Regions from separate parts of the Mus musculus genome. Here region 1 is linked to region 2. The links are chromatin loops, found by intact Hi-C in ENCODE. Cell type or tissue: heart. All regions are shown on one strand.

Region 1 (8,000 bases), 140 kb before region 2:
TTGAGCAGAAAGGCATAGTATCTGGGGGAAATCTTTAACCAGTGCCGTGTAATGATGACTGTAAATGGTTTTGGTTTTGGGGGGTGTGTGTGTGTGTGTGTGTGTGTGTGTTTCTTTGTTTGTATTTAGTGCCGGAAAGAAGAAATAAAGGTGATTTGGTGATATGCCCAGAATCCTGGGATGAACACACCAGAAATATGTGCATGTGTGCATGCATGTGTGTGGATTTATAACTGAATATCTTGTGAATCCCCAGAACTAAGGAGTAACATCCTCAGTTTTACATCTTTGTCACATAAAGTGACAAAGTTCATGCCCCACAGACATGGACCTGATTTGAGAGCTTTGGGACAATGTCTTCTCAAGCCAGCTCCAGACCTGCTGACTCAGAACCTGCCTCTTAACAATATCCCAGAGGGAGCCATTCCATGTGACATTTGAAGAAGCATTGCTTTCTTGGCTGTACCAGTCTTAGCCTTCCTAGAAAATTTCTGTGGGATCTACATACCGTGACTTTTCATGTCCACTAAAGATGACACCACAAAGGACTTACAAAAAGTACATTGTAGCACTTTGGTGTTACCACAAAGGTCTTACAAAAAATTACATTGTAGCACTTTGATGTTATCACACTCTTAGGCAATTTCCTCTAGTCTCTCTTCTTTTCCTAGGTAACCAGTTAACTTTTAGTTCGGCTTAATTATTATATGCCATCTCTTGCATTAAGCAAATGTGTCTAGCAAGGAAAGCAAACAGAGAAATGGATGCCCAGCACCTGGTATCCCCAGGCCACCCAGTAGCTTATTTTTTCACTGTGGCCACTGGTTTTCAAAGTCACAAGATACCAAATGAAAGACAGCTTTGCAAACCATCACAGCCTCAGGAAAATGTGCTTGGGTGGTTTTATCTGCAGACGTGGAGACAAGTCCCTTCCTTGAGCTCTTCCCTCTCCTCATTTCCACCTCTCTGACTAACTGGAAAGCCCCTGGCTACAGATGTAGAGGCAAATTACCATCTAGACTTAAGTAAGCAGGCACCAGCATCAACACATAAACAGGTTTCATGTTGGAGAGCCAAAGAAAACAGAACACAGCACCAGAAAGTCTTCTGAGCCCACACCAAGTCAGAGAATCCTGAGTTCATGGCGTGTAGAAAATGCCAAATCAATTTTGAATAAATAAGTCACAAATGCACCAATGGAATAAGCTGCCCTGGAAACCATGTCCTTGCATCACTTCAGTGCTTTTAGTCAACATGTTTCCCTAAAGTCTTCATGTAACTTCATTGCTCCTTGCAGCCTTCTCAAACTTGACCTCATCCAGCAACTTGCAAATTCTATCGTATTTCAACAAAACAGTACTGAAATCCGAACAGAGCCAGTGTCTCAAGACCACTACCAATAAGCTAGTACGAGTTCAGGTACTACCACGTTGGTGCTGCATAATACTGGGCAATTGCCTGATTCGTAGAACCCATATATTCTTCCCAGTAAAACCGAGCTACACCATCTTCTATGTGGGGTGCTCGTGTGATTTAACTAGACTAGCATCTATGGAAGAGCATAGGCCAGTATGAAATGCATGTTACGTTACCAACAGCTCGCTGTACATTTCCTATTACCTCACCAACTTCAGCTCATTGGTCCCACATCCCTGACCTTACCAGATTCAAGAGTGACTTGAAGCCTATTAAAAGTATTTTAAGTTGCCTATTAAAGCGTATATTATTGAGTACCACATCATATTTCTTTACGTGTGTACCTTGTAAAAATATTCAAATCTGAATAAACCCATCTCTGTCCTACATTATGTTATGACAATATATTCAAAATGCTTTGTCCTAGTTTTTCCAAGATATACAAACCATCTGCAGTCATACTAGGCATAACAGCAAACTAGAAGTTTCTCCCATCTTAGTACATAACAACCAGTTTTCTCCCTTCCTCTTTATAATCCTAAGCTTCTTGTAACCCCCATTTAACTTCCTAGTCTCCTGAAGATTAGTGTTTCTAGATTGCATGTTTGAGTAAGTTCACACAGTCTAACTCCATGCCTGCCTTATCATTTAGCATAATGTTCTCCACAACTGGGCATCACTACAAGGAACAGTTCCATCTTTTCATGACTGGACTATTCCTTTGTGTTTATGTCTCCCAGTATATCTACTCACCAGTTAAGAGAGAACTCATTTCCATTTCTGAGTTGTTTTGGTTATTTTGCATAGGGCTGCAATTTAACTGGGAGCACAGACATTCCTTATTCCTTCCAAGCACTCCCACTTCCTTTAGCTTTGCACTTCATGCTAGGATTGCAGGATCATGTGATGACTCTATTCCTGCCCCTCTTTTCCCCTAAATTCCCATATATCCCTGATGAATGAAGTCTGAAATGTGACCTATTGGTTTATCCCTACACTTTGATACCAATACTGTGCTGTTGTGACCAGTAGCTTTGTGGTATATTTTGAAGTCAGTTTATGTAATTGTGCACTACCTTATTGGTTTTTGTTGCTGTTGTTGTTCAAGATTGCCCTCATTAGTCAAGGTTGTTTCTTGGGAGGAAAATGATTTGTTTCCAATCTCTATGAAGAATATCCTTTTTATTTTGATAGAGAGTGCCTAGAATCTGTATACTTTGTGATATGTGGACAGTCTAATAATATTCATTTTTCAACTCATGAGTAAGGAATATATTTTCATTGTTAATTTCATTTTCAGTATCTTTTGAAAATATTTTATAGCTTTTATTGTATTGTCTTGCTTTTTTATTAAGTTTTCATTTTGTAGCTATTATAAGTGAGGTATTTTTTCAGATAATTCTCAATTGATATATAGAATTGTTGTTTATATTTTATGATCATTTATGTATTTAAACTTTTTAAAATTTTATTAAATCTTTTTTTACAGTCCAGATTTTATCCCCTCTAACTGTTCCACCCTCTAACTGGTCCACCCTCTAACTGTTCCACATCCCATACCTCCTCCTCTGTCCCCTCTCCTCCATCTCCACAAGGATGTCCCCTCCCCCAACCTCCACCCCACCAGACCTCCGCACTCCCTGGGGCCTTCAATCTCTTGAGGGTTAGGTACATCTTCTCTGAATGAGTCCAGACCCAGCAGTCCTCTGCTGTATATGTGTTAAGGGTCTCATATCAGCTAGTGTACTTGCCTGGTTGGTGGCCCAGTGTCTGAGAGATCTCTGGGGTCCAGGTTAATTGAGACCGCTGGTCCTCGTACAGGGTTGCTCTTCTCCTTAGTTTCTTCCAGCTTTTCCCTAATTCAACCACAGGGGTCAGCAGCTTCTGTCCATTGGTTGGGTGTAAATATCTGCATCTGACTCTGAAGTAAACATCTGCATCTGAAGGTGCTGGTTGGGTCTTTCAGAGGGCAGTCATGATAGGCCCCTTTTTGTGAGTGCTCCATAGCCTCAGTAATAGTGTCAGGCCTTGGGACCTCCCCTTGAGCTGGAACCCACCTGTCACTGGACCTCCCTTTCCTCAGGCTCTTCTCCATTGTTGTCCCTGCTGTTCTTTCAGACAGGAACAATTATGGGTCAGAGTTTTTGACTGTGGGTTGGCAACCCCATCCCTCACTTTCTGCTGGTGGTGGGCTCTACAAGTTCCCTCTTCCCACTGTAGGGCATTTCATCCAAGGTCCCTCCCTCCCTTTGAGTCCTGGGAGTCTCTCACCTCCCAGGTCTCTGGTACATTCTGGAGGGTCCCCCACCTCCTATCTCTCTCAGGACCTTAGTTCTGTTCCCCCCCCCCACCCAATATCTGATAATGTTTCCATCTTGCCCTCCTTGTCCCCCTTTCCACCCAGGTCGCTCCCTTGTGTATTTAAACTTTGCTAAGTTCATTTGTTAGTATTCTAGTTTTGCAGTAGAATCTAGAGTTTTCTCTAATTGGGACCCTTTCCTCTGTAACAGTGACAGTTTGGCTTTATCCTTTCTCGAGTGGATACTCTTTTTTTCTCTTGCCTAATTGCTGTGGCCAAAACTTCTAACATTGTGTGGATTGAACAGGTAAAGGTTAGCATCTTGCTTGCTCCAGATATGGTTCCTTCTTCCATGTGATGCTGGCTTTGGGCTAGTTTCATATGGCTTTTATCATGCTATAATGCAGCAATTGAAATTGTCTAATCCTATAAATTATTATAAAAAGTAGAATATTTAATTAGATTATATATTTCAAATTTAAAAATCATTTGTTAATTCATTTATTCTCATTTAAAATATTTACTATTTCATAAGTACCAGGTATAATTCAGATACATCCAACTAGAAATAGCCTCATTAAGAGAAAATCCCAGGGGTCTTCTTGGCACAAAGATTGGCTAACAGGAACAAAGCACAAGGTTCAAATCCCAACATAGCATAAACCAGATAGAGTGAAGCATGCCTACAATCCAGCATTAAGGAGGTAGAAACAAGAGAATCCATAGTTCAAGGTCATCCTTGACTATGAGCTGAGCTAGAGCCCAGCCTGAGGTACATGAGAACTTTCTAGAAGCAGGGATGGGGACACACACACAGATCTCTCTCTCTCTCTCTCTCTCTCTCTCTCTCTCTCTCTCTCTCTCTCCCTTTCTCTCTCCTTTTCTCTCTCTCTCTCACTCTCAAACACATGCACAGAGCAAGAGATAAAGACAGAGACATACAGACAGAGATAGAGACAGATTTATAGAAAGTGTGTGCTATTATAAAGTTGCTTGCTATTTTTTTCTGTTCTATATCAAGATCCATATACAAAGTAGTTCATGTGCACATATGCCAGGGAAAATGTCAATGACAAATATCTCTGGAATAATTATTAAATATAAATACTCATGTAAATGTCTTTTTATATAAACATATTAAATTTATGCTATTAAAAATACCTGACATTTTATATTTATATAATATATACAAACATAAATCATTTATATTTATATTAAATGTCAGTTATTACTTGCAAACAATATTTTATCATTTTGTCACCTAGGGAGAAAAAGTTCAAATATTGAACTATCTGAATTATAATGGAATAGCTGCCAATGTTTTTCATCTCCATTTGATGAAATGAAATGAAGGAAAGTCATTGTCAGAATGTAAACTCTCCAGAACACTAAGCTATAGCAGCCATTCTTCCTGGAATTCTTCCTGGAAGTAACCATTGAATATGGCACAGCAGGTTCTATTTAACCCTGTTGGTTAGTAAGTGGTTCGCATTAGTGTTCCTGTTTCATTTTCTGTTGCTGTGAATTAAATCACTCTGCCAATGAGCAATTCAAGGGAGAAGTATGTTTATTTCATCATATAGGTTACAGTCCATCATTGGGGAAAATATGGACAAAAACTCAAGCAGAAGCTTGAAGCAGAAACCATTCTTTAAAAATGCTGCTTATTAGCAGGTTCCCTGACTGGCAACCCTATGTTCAGCTGGCTTCTCATATAGGCCAGGACTCCCTGCCAAGGGAATGATGTCATCCAGAAAGCCAAGCCCTCTTGCATCAATTATCAATCAAGATAATCCCATACAAGCATGCCTGCAAGCCAATCTGATCTAGGCAATTCCTCAAATAGTTTCTCCTCTCAGATGATTCTAGGCTGTGATAAATTGGTAGTTAAAGCTAACTGGGACAATTAAGTATTGATATATCTTCAGATACTTCAAAATCAATTAAATCAAGCCATATGACTCAGACTAAAATGATTCTGCAGGAAATTACGATATTATCCTATGTATTGGATATAGTTTCATGTGATTTTTATAACCTTTATTTCCAGGGGTGTGAATGTACCTAAAAACTTTAAAGTATAATTTTGACATTACATATATGTATAAAGTTATGAAATATTACTTTTAAAAATTATAGGTATATTTAAAGATGAAACTAGGAAATGTAACAGAAAAAAATCTGAGAAAGAATATATACTTTCAAAGATAAAATTTGAAGTTTCAAGAACACCTGTAACTGCAGGGGCATGGGGGAACAGTTCTCGTAGACATAGAAAAAAATGGAACTTCTGATTAGAACAGTGAATTGCAAAAATGTTTACCAAGTAGAAAGTTACTGGCACCCAAAGGTGGGGCACAGGAGTGGAGTCTCCTGCTGTTGTTTTGTTTTTTTCTGGGCACCTCTCTGGGCTTTGGGAAATAAACTATCAGGTGTTTAAACAATGTTGCAGAAATATATTCCACCCCAATTATATGGCAACAAAGTTTCCTGTTGCTTCCATAGAGCGTCCCACGCCTAAATGCAGGCAAAGAGGTCACCCATGTGCTTATGATACAAATGAGCAATCACTTGACTTCAGCATTTCCTCCAGCCCAGAGCCTGTGTTTTGTACAGTTTCATTCATTAAAAGATACTGAGGTGAATGAGAAATTTCTTTAAATGGGTTCATTTGCCAGAATTTGAAAATTTGTTGTAACCTTCTGTTGCATGTATGTTATATTTCCACTAATATAAAATTAACCAATTAAACAGGCTTTATTTTATTTTAAAAAATGCTAAGTTGGTAATATTTTTCTGCATTAATAAAACAGATGATCAAAAATGCTAATAACTAAGTAGTTCCAAAGCACTTTCATTGGGATACTGAAATGAAACCTAGCTGGAATGCTAAGGTGCCACTCATCTCTCCATTAGTCAGTGTTCCCTACCCGGAGAGTAAACATTTAACTACAGATAGCAAGTAGAATACATCCAGATAAAGCTTATCAAACAGCCAATACTCTCCAAGGCAGCTTTTAAGAAAGCTGGATTGGAGAACACAGTTTAAGCTGAGACTCACCAAGTATTACTGCTCTTGTTTCGTTCATTCTGGGCTACTCTCTCTTCCACTTGTTATTCCAGGACATCTGCTGTTCTCACAGCAACTAGGGAAGGGATCAATATGAAATCTGTCCTTAGTGTCAAGCTACAGAAAGGAGGCCAACAACAAGGAGGCACACATTTATCCCGTGCTTAAGGTTGTCTTGTCCCTTGCTATCATTACATGGCAGCAGCCTACGCTGAGCTGTTGTATACTTCGAAGATGGCTGGGCCACTTCTCATACAGGGAAGAACATTCTAGCTTTCTTACCTTATAAGCGTTGGGATTAAGGAAAGAGGAAAGCCTACAAAAGAGGAGACAGAAAGAATGTAAGAGCCAGAATGAATGGAGGACCAAGAAAGAAGGCTCTCTAAGTCAAATATGATCAAAATACATGTGAACTCACAGAGACTGAGACAGCGTGCACAGAGCTGAAAGAAGCAGCCATGAGTCCCAATCCCTAACTAGAAGCAATCTCTAATTAATAACCATTTATAAATGAAATCTGAGTCTCCTTCAAGGGAGTTTCACTCGGAAAACACACTATACTAAGGGTAGGCTGTATGCTCAGCAGTCGTTGGCCAACAGAAAACAAACTCAGTAACAACTTTGGATGTTCCTTGTCTTACCACTTAGACATGTCCTCATTTCTTTTTCTTTTCCTTTTTCCTTTCCTTTCCTTTCCTTTCCTTTCCTTTCCTTTCCTTTCCTTTCCTTTCCTTCCCTTCCCTTCCCTTCCCTTCTCTCTTCTCTTCTCTTCTCTTCTCTTCTTTTCTTTTCTTTTCTTTATTTCCCTTTTTGTATTAATTTCACCTTTTTAAATGTTTTATTGATATATCTTTCCTTCTCCCTTTCAGTCATGTAAATCCCTTGCAAACATATTATAGCTTCCAGTTTAGTGCTTTTCTCAGATTCCCAAGCAAGAGGACAAGAGGATCTCTGTTTCTTGAGTCTTCTCTTGGGCTCTTTTCCTTATATTTTTTTCTCCAATTCCAATGTGTTAGGTTTTGTTTTGTTTTTATATTATACATTATATTAACTCATTATCTTTCCTTAGAGGCCTGTTTTGTAATGAGAGACAAGAAAGGGAGTGGATCTGGATGGGAGGGGAAGGGGGGGATTGGGATTAGTAGCAAAAAGGGAAACCATAATCAGATATATTATGTGAGAAAAAAATCTATTGTTAATGAAAGGGAAAATCTA
Region 2 (8,000 bases):
ACGGGTTGGCATAATTCATTTGTGTCTGCTTTGGCTCCTTGTACCTCTGATCCTGTATCTGAGGATGCAATTCCACAGTGAGTGACAGTTGGGGTTCTCAAACAAGAAGCCAGATTCCCAAACTTTGAAGGCATTAGAATGTTAACAGTCAGTTAACAAAATGGCAAGGGAAAGTTGTCCCCAAAGCCCCATCACCATCATTTGGATCTGAGATCTGGCAAAACTAAGAGGTTTTCGGTGATGTAGTGAAACCAACTTAGATTTTTCCATCCCGACTCCACCCACTGTCAGTTGAGTACACTTGGGCACGTTGCCTAATTCATTTAACACCCAGTTTCCTTCTTCCCGACTGAAATAGTAACAAAGGCATGTTACAGGGGTGTTCTGCTATTCCGCTGGGAGCCTGTATATGTGGATCAGTGATGGCGAAGAGCAGCATCGTCAGAGAAAACCATGCATGCAGTACTCTGCACTGGGAAAGCTTGGGTGGATGGGAGAGCCAGTCACTGGTTCCAGGGACCTCCCTTTGTTCATTGGTGTCTCGAATGCCTGCAAACTGCAATGCACACCGCCTTCCCTTTATAAAATTAAAGATTGTAACCTCTGCTCCCTTGAAGTGTATAATGCAGACGTGAGCCTACACAGGTCTTTTCTTCTCTTTTCTACTGTGAGGAAAGCGCAGTATGAAATGGCTGTAAAATGGTGCACTCCAAGCTGACTCTTCAACCTACAACCTCCCTTTGACCTTTGGTTCCTAATCAAAACACCCCAGAACCCTGAACTTTGGAAAGCAGAGTAGAGAAGAAATCTGGTGGAGTTGTTTTTTGTTTGTTTATATTCTTTCCTTTTTTCTATGTACACTAGAAAATGTGCCTAAGTGTAAGTCACATGACATACTTTACAAATCCCTGGGTGAGCTGAATCTCTGGGGCTTTCTGGTAGTCCAGGTGGACACAAAACATTTGTCTAGTGTGAGTGGTGTTCATGTGTGTGGAGATGCTGGCTACTTATTGTCCTATAAATGGCACGTAGCTAGAAACCTGCCCTTGTCATGGCGCATTCATTATTGCCGAGGTGTTAAAGGTCTTACGTGGCTAGGCAGACATGAAATCAGTAGCGATTACATCCTTGTGTCTGAAGTGTTGATAACCATCACAGCTGCAGCATGAAACACGGCCTGGCTCCCTTTCCTTTCTTCTCTTCACTTCTTTATTGACTTCAGCTTTCTCTCTCTCTCTCTCAGATCTACCTGTCCACCAAGCTGCCCCCTTTAATCAAAAGTCACCTTGGCCAGTACACCCTGTCCAGTTCTTCATGGAAAACGGCCTGCCCCTCCATGCCTGCTCCCCATACACTTTTCTGCCTCTGCTGTTCTCTCTAACCAGGGTCTTGACATGACAGGCCCAGGCATTGAGATTTACCCCCATGCAGATTGCAGACTTGTAAGTCTCCAATACCAGAGTTACCCACCCTGCAAACTTCCCCCTCCTTGTATACATAAAACATACATCTCTCAAAGTTCTTAGTCTAAGTCCTCTAATTAATTCTTTACATGTATGTATTTATCAGAGCAGAATGCACATGCATGTAGAGGTCAGAGCACAAATGACTTGCAGAAGTTTGCACTCTCCTTCTGCTATGTGGGTTTGGGGGATTGAATTCAGGCTGTCAGGCTTATGAAAAGCCCTGTTTCTGGCTAAGCCATATTGCCAGCCTCTAAAATATCTTATTCTTCAAAATACTTCCCTGGAGTTTGCTATACAAATGTGAAACCCTGAGTTCAAGTCCCTATAACCTGTGTAAAACCAGGCGTAGTAACACATGCCTGTAATCTCAGTGTGCCTGTAGAAAGACCAGAGTTGGAGCTAGGACAGTCCCCAGCTGTGCCAGGCCAACTAATCTGGAGTATGCAATGGAAAGACCCTGTCTCAAATTGAGGCAAGGAACTACACCCAACCTTATCTTGTTTCTTTCTGTCAACAGGTGTGCTTCCTGCACACACACACACACACACACACACACACACACACACACATGCATACACAAATGCACACATGCACACACATTCTTTTTAAGTACAATTACAGCCATTCATATTTTATCATTTTTATAATAAACCTTTTAAAACTCATCCATTGATTTTAAGAAGATGTTTTATGTTTGTAGACAAACATACATTAATAAGTGATGTAGAAGGATCGGGGATACAAGATACACAGAACTACAGGAGATGACCATTCCTAAACAAACCAAAGGTACTCCAGCCCTCAGCCATTACACTTGATTCTCTCTGCTTAGAATGCTGCCTTCTTGATGGCCATGTGTTTCCTTCCTCATTTCTTCTTGATTTTTCCTCCAGCACTATCTTTTCAGGTGTTCTTTCTACAGCTATATCCTAAAATAGAAAATAAAACCCTCTATGCCCGGAAACTTTTCATTCACCTCTCCCTTGCATGGCCTTTACTTCACCTCTCTAGTAATGTTACCCCAGGTTCACACAGCAGACAACTGGGTCTCACATATCCAGGCACTGGGAACTTTGAAGTGTTCAGGAACACTTCTTGGGAAGAAAAGAAGAAAGAAGGGAATTAAATAAACGTGAAGTTAGGAGAGCTAATGATTAAACTAGTCTGAAGTTCAAAAGCATTGAAGTAGCAAAGCTATTATGGAACCTTGGGAAGTCAGCCCACCACTGGAAATTGGTAACTTGAATGAATTTATCTTCCTACTGTGTGTGAGCATTTGGATAACTCAGGAATGGCTAGCTTTCCTTTGTATCTCAGCACATCAGGAGTAGACAGTTTGACAGTAGAGGCTAAACAAACAGTTCTTTCTTCAAACAGTTCTCTCTTCTCTCCTCTCCTCTCCTCTCCTCTCCTCTCCTCTCCTCTCCTCTCCTCTCCTCTCCTCTCCTCTCCTCTCCTCTCCTCTCCTCTCCTCTCCTCTCCTCTCCTCTCCTCTCCTCTTCTCTTCTCTTCTCTTTTCCAGAGTAGTGAATTGGTTTAGGTATTCTCTACAATTACCAGTGAAGTTATTTGGCTTCATATTTGTTCCTAGATCTCATAGACAAAAATATAGGTGTCGTTTCATCCTTACCTGGATTAGCTTCATCAGCACTTGTTTGGATTAGCTCTTCTTTGGCTACTGGGAAACTCTCCAGCTGACTCCGGATCTTTCTGACTCCAGTCATGGCCAACTCTATTTTCTAGTACAGTATATTCCTCACCCATCTTATGCCCCTCCTGTCACGGCCATGGAGGCAGTAATTGGGGCAAGGAGTCTTGCTTACTCTCATGGAGAGGAATCTAACAGTTCATTGCTTCTATGTTAGCCATTCTTCTTAGACTTGCAGTGTACAGAGCCAGAAAATACATTTCAGATGATTTCACTCTCACACGACAGCCAAGAAAGCAGAATGAACAACTAGGCCCCCATTTTACTTTTATGGCCGTTAAGGAAAAAAGTATTTAAGCTGCATAGAGAAGAAAGAGCCCCATAGAAACACTGAAGCCCGGTGTGTGAAGGAGCGCATGTGCTCGAGTTGTAGTCAGACACATTTAGTCACCAGATGTGTGTGAGCTGTGCCTCAGAACTTGTGTCTGCGAGGACTGACACAGTGCCAGTGGGCCTCGAGAGCCCAGAGATGCCGGAAATAGCACAACAAGCAAATCCTGTCCTATTTTTACAACCTCAAGTTTGATACAGTAAATCATCCTGTGATGTTTAACCAAGGCTGAAACGCATTACTGCATAGAATAAGGACAGTGTTGCAGCAACCATGTGCAACTTAGGAAGAAGGAGTGCGCCTGGACTCTGCATCAGGCTGAGCAGTTCTTCTCGCCGTATTTCCTATGTCCCATAGTCTCCTCTATCCATAAAATGGAATAAAATCTAGAAGAATATACTAGAAACGTCATCTTTTCTTGCTAAATGTTAACTTTTGGAGAACATTATACATGACTACTGCTGACATTGGTACCCCTCTTGCCTCTTCTACTTCTCTCTCATACCCTACTCCCAAATTCATGACTGCTTAAGTGCCACTACATCACACACATACACACACACACACACACACACACACACACACACACACACACGGCTATATGTGTGTATATATTATGTACATGTCTTATTTGGGTAACCATATTGTTAGAGTTCGTGGATAAATTTTTCCTGCCATATCCTGGGGAGGAGACTGGACCTTGTAAAGATGAAGGTTTAACTCTGCTGTCTATAAGAACCACTTTAAATCATGCATTCTAGACAGGTATTCTGTCACTGAGCCTGGCACCTACCTCCCAAATAAATCCCTAAAAAGTTGCAATCATGAAGAACATTATCTAAGACTAAAAGAGATCTGAGCTGTAAATCGGTTGTAAGTATTTACCTATGTTATCTCTCAAATAAGTAGAAATAGAACACCATCCATCCAAATAGCCCATTGATCCAAAGAACACATCATAGGGAAAAATCAGAATGTATTTTAAGTTAGTAGCAAGCCAAGTAGTGGGAATAAAGTAAAGTAATGTCTGAGGGATGCTTGTACCATTAAGTATTAACTTTAGAAAATGAGCATGATGGTGAGCTGTAACCTAAACTTTCTTCTCAAAAATTAAATAAAATAGACATATAAACAGATCATCTAGTGGAAAGAAAGAAATGATCAAAGCATAAACCAATGAAATTATAAACAAAAAACAATATAGGAAACCAAAAGCTAGCCTTCAGGGGAAAGCAAACCATCATTCATACGGACACCGTGCTCAGCATTGTTAGGGACAGAAGATGGAATCCATGGACTACCAGGAAGAAGACAGCAAGATCCTGCAGATGTGTGAAGAATAGTCGTGCAGGCAGCTTCAGGCCCCGGGTGTCTGTTGACTCATATCTATCTCATTTGCAGCTAAAAGACTTTCCACCGACACATTTCCAGCCATTGTATGGGAGACATGACAAGGAAAAGGGATAAACACTATTTTCCGCATTTTGGTTTGGTTTTTTTGGAGATAAACACAAGCTAGCCTACAATTTCTGATTCTCCTGCCTCCATTAAAACAAACCAACAAAAAACCAGAAAAGGCCATTTGAAGAACAACATACAGAAATGTGTCTTATAGATATGGATAATAAATTGATTATTAAAATATTTAGGTCCCAGCACTCAAGAGGCTGAGACAGGAAGACTGGAAGTTTGAGGGCAGCCTGAACTACACAAAGAAACCTTGTCTTTTTTAAAGAAAGAAAAAGAAAGAAAGAAAGAAAGAAAGAAAGAAAGAAAGAAAGAAAGAAAGAAAGAAAGGAAGGAAGGAAGGAAGGAAGGAAGAAAGAGAGAAAGAAGGAAGAAAGAAAGAGAGAAAGAGAGAGAGAAAGAAAGAAAAGAAAAGAAAGAAAAAGAAAGAGGGGGGAGGGAGGGGGAGGGAGAAGGAAGGAAAGAAAGAAAGAAAAGAAAGAAAGAAGAAAGAAGGAAAGAAATGGGCATGGGGTTTCTGGGGGCAGGTTAATGAAATGTTCTACAGTTGACTGAGAGATGCTTATTTCAAGTCTGAGAATATAGTGAAAGTCACTGAATTTTACACTTTAAATGGTGACCTATATGGCATGTGGATTATGTCTCAATAAAGCTATTAAAAAAAAAAAGAAAGCTACCAATGAGAAAATCCTGACAGCATCTAAAATAAAAGGAATATATACAGTTTGACTGAGTGCGGTTTCTAAAGAGTGAGGTCAGTTTAAAGTCAATCAATTTAACCAGCTCTGAGGAGACCAAAAGCAGCAAATCAAATAGTTGGTACAACAGAGACAGGAAAATCACTTGATACAATCCAGGTCTGCTCAGGGCAAAAATCCTCAGCAAACAAAGGACAGAGAGATGAATACTCAGTGTGCTGATGATAATGTTAATACATCTAACACGCTTAGCTACCAAAGACGTTTCTGCATGTATCTCATGGCTGAGATATGCGTTTGCTCCTGTCAGGTTCCACTCAACATTACCATATCAATATGAAAATGTGTCGCCATAGCCCTCAGCCCCCCAAAATGAGCCTTGGGGGGAGGGGGTAAGAAGGCACAGACTCAGAGACTCAGACTCCGGCAGCCAGGTGAGAAGCAGATGCTGGTGAGGAGTGCCTTTCTACCTCTGCCCATGTCCCCTTGGTTCATAATGCCTGTCACGTGCAGCTGGCACCAGCCATTTGCATAGGCCATTGCGGGGTGGGGGCAGAGGGGTTCTATTCGGAACATGCTGACTCACTCCTCCTACAAAAATAGTAAATATAAATAATAGTCATAAATGTGAAAGATGAACATTGTTTGTCTTTACTTTCAAGCAACGTTGTACAAAGAGAGATGCTATGGAGATGTTTATAGTCAATTGAAAGGACTTGCAATAAACTTTTAAAACTGGTAGTTGAATTTAACAGTATCACAAGAAATAAGATAACATTATAAAAATCAATTATGTTTCTAGTTATAATTGTCCATGAAAGTTTTAGAAATTGCAATACCATCAAAATTAAAGATCTAGAAAGATGGCTCAGTGGTTAGCAGAACTGTTCCTAAAGAGGACATGGGTACAATGCCCAGCACACACACACAATGACTAACATCCACATGCACCCCAGTTCTGGGTTATCTGGTACCCTCTTCTGGCCTCACCATGGATCTCTGGCTGGCCTGGAACTCGTTGTGTAGACCAGGCTGTCCTCAGATTTACAGAGTTCCATCTGCCTTCCCTTGGAATGCTGGGCTTACAGGAATATGCTGCCACCCCTGGCTTCAACAGTTTCTTACAGAGTAATTGCGTGTAGGAGCATGGTGTTTGTGTGGGCCTGCATGCCATGGCACATGTGCGGAGGTCAAGGACAACCTCACGAAGTCCCTTCTTTCCTTCTAACTCTCTGTAGGTTCTAAGGATTGACCCAAGATCACAAAGTTGTGCACCAAGTACCTTTATCTGCTCATAAGACTTACTGTAGAAATCTGCAGGGTTTGTATAGAAGACCCAGAAATAGCCAAATTTTGTGAGAAGACTAAAGTCAGGTCTGCCATGTACCTCGACAGTAGAGCACATGACTAGCATGTCAAACCATAGATAGAGTCAGTCTCCAGCACACACAGCCCAGCAAAACAAAACATCTTAACTGTAAGACTTAATAGAACCAATAGTCATCACCATGGTGTGGTATTGGTCTAAGGATGTTCACACCCATAAATAAAAGAGAGGGAGTAGAAAACCCAGACATGAACCTGCATGTATATAACCTACTGATTTTGCTGTAGACACAAGGTACAGTGGATGCTTGGATCTCTTTTTAAAAGTAAAAGATGCTGTAACAGTTAGTTTGTCACATACAAAATAGGCCTGCACCCCAATCTCATACCATAAATAACAAATGAACTTGAAATTGCTATGAATATGACTTTTAAAGAAAATTAAATTTCTCGAAGAGAAAGGATGGGGAAAATGTCTGTTGCCTTGAACTAGGGAAGGGATTGTTAAGGCACTAAGAGCACAAAGCACAAAAGAAAACTTGGTAAATTGGACTTCTCCAAAAGTGAAACCTTTTCATTTCAAAGAACACTATTAAGAAAATGAAAGGCAATTTCAGACTTGAAAATATTTCCAAAGTTATATCTGATAATGATTTGTATTCAGAACATATGAGGAACAATTATTACTTACTAATCAGACGACAAGCCCCATTTTTAAAACTAGGAAAAAGCTCTGAATAGACACATTACTAAAATTATATAAGACATGTAAAAATGAAAAGTTCAGCATCGTTAGTCATCAGAGAAACGCAAATTAAAGTCACAGTAACTGTGACGACCTCCCCATTACAAAAAAATTCAGAGATTGTAGTAATCAGAAATAGGAAGGGATCTTTATCTTAACTTGTTGGAGTCTCTCAGGAGAATTTCCAGAAAGCAACTGTGACCAACCAAGGTTAGTGCCAGCTGCATCCAGGTAACAGAGCCAACTTGAATTCATTAAG

The links. Hi-C counts contacts between places; a loop is a spot of excess contacts. Peaks named below come from ENCODE experiments on the same cell type or tissue, not always from the same donor. Only the 100,000 strongest peaks of a DNase experiment are listed, where the experiment ranks them.
Region 1: it touches region 2 in a loop (3-fold over the local background); 2 of 42 quality-filtered maps call a loop at or near these places.

What each region holds. Positions count from the first base shown.
Region 1 is chr6:8,818,734-8,826,733 of GRCm38, reverse strand. No RefSeq gene overlaps it. Among named protein-coding and RNA genes, the nearest start is that of Gm38765, 16 kb to the right of the region's middle. In heart, no CTCF peak of the experiment used is centred here; no DNase peak of the experiment used is centred here.
Region 2 is chr6:8,679,232-8,687,231 of GRCm38, reverse strand. All of the region lies in intron 6 of Ica1 (islet cell autoantigen 1), which reads left to right. Among named protein-coding and RNA genes, the nearest start is that of Gm35621, 60 kb to the right of the region's middle. In heart, no CTCF peak of the experiment used is centred here; DNase peaks (open chromatin) are centred at 371 and 3,591.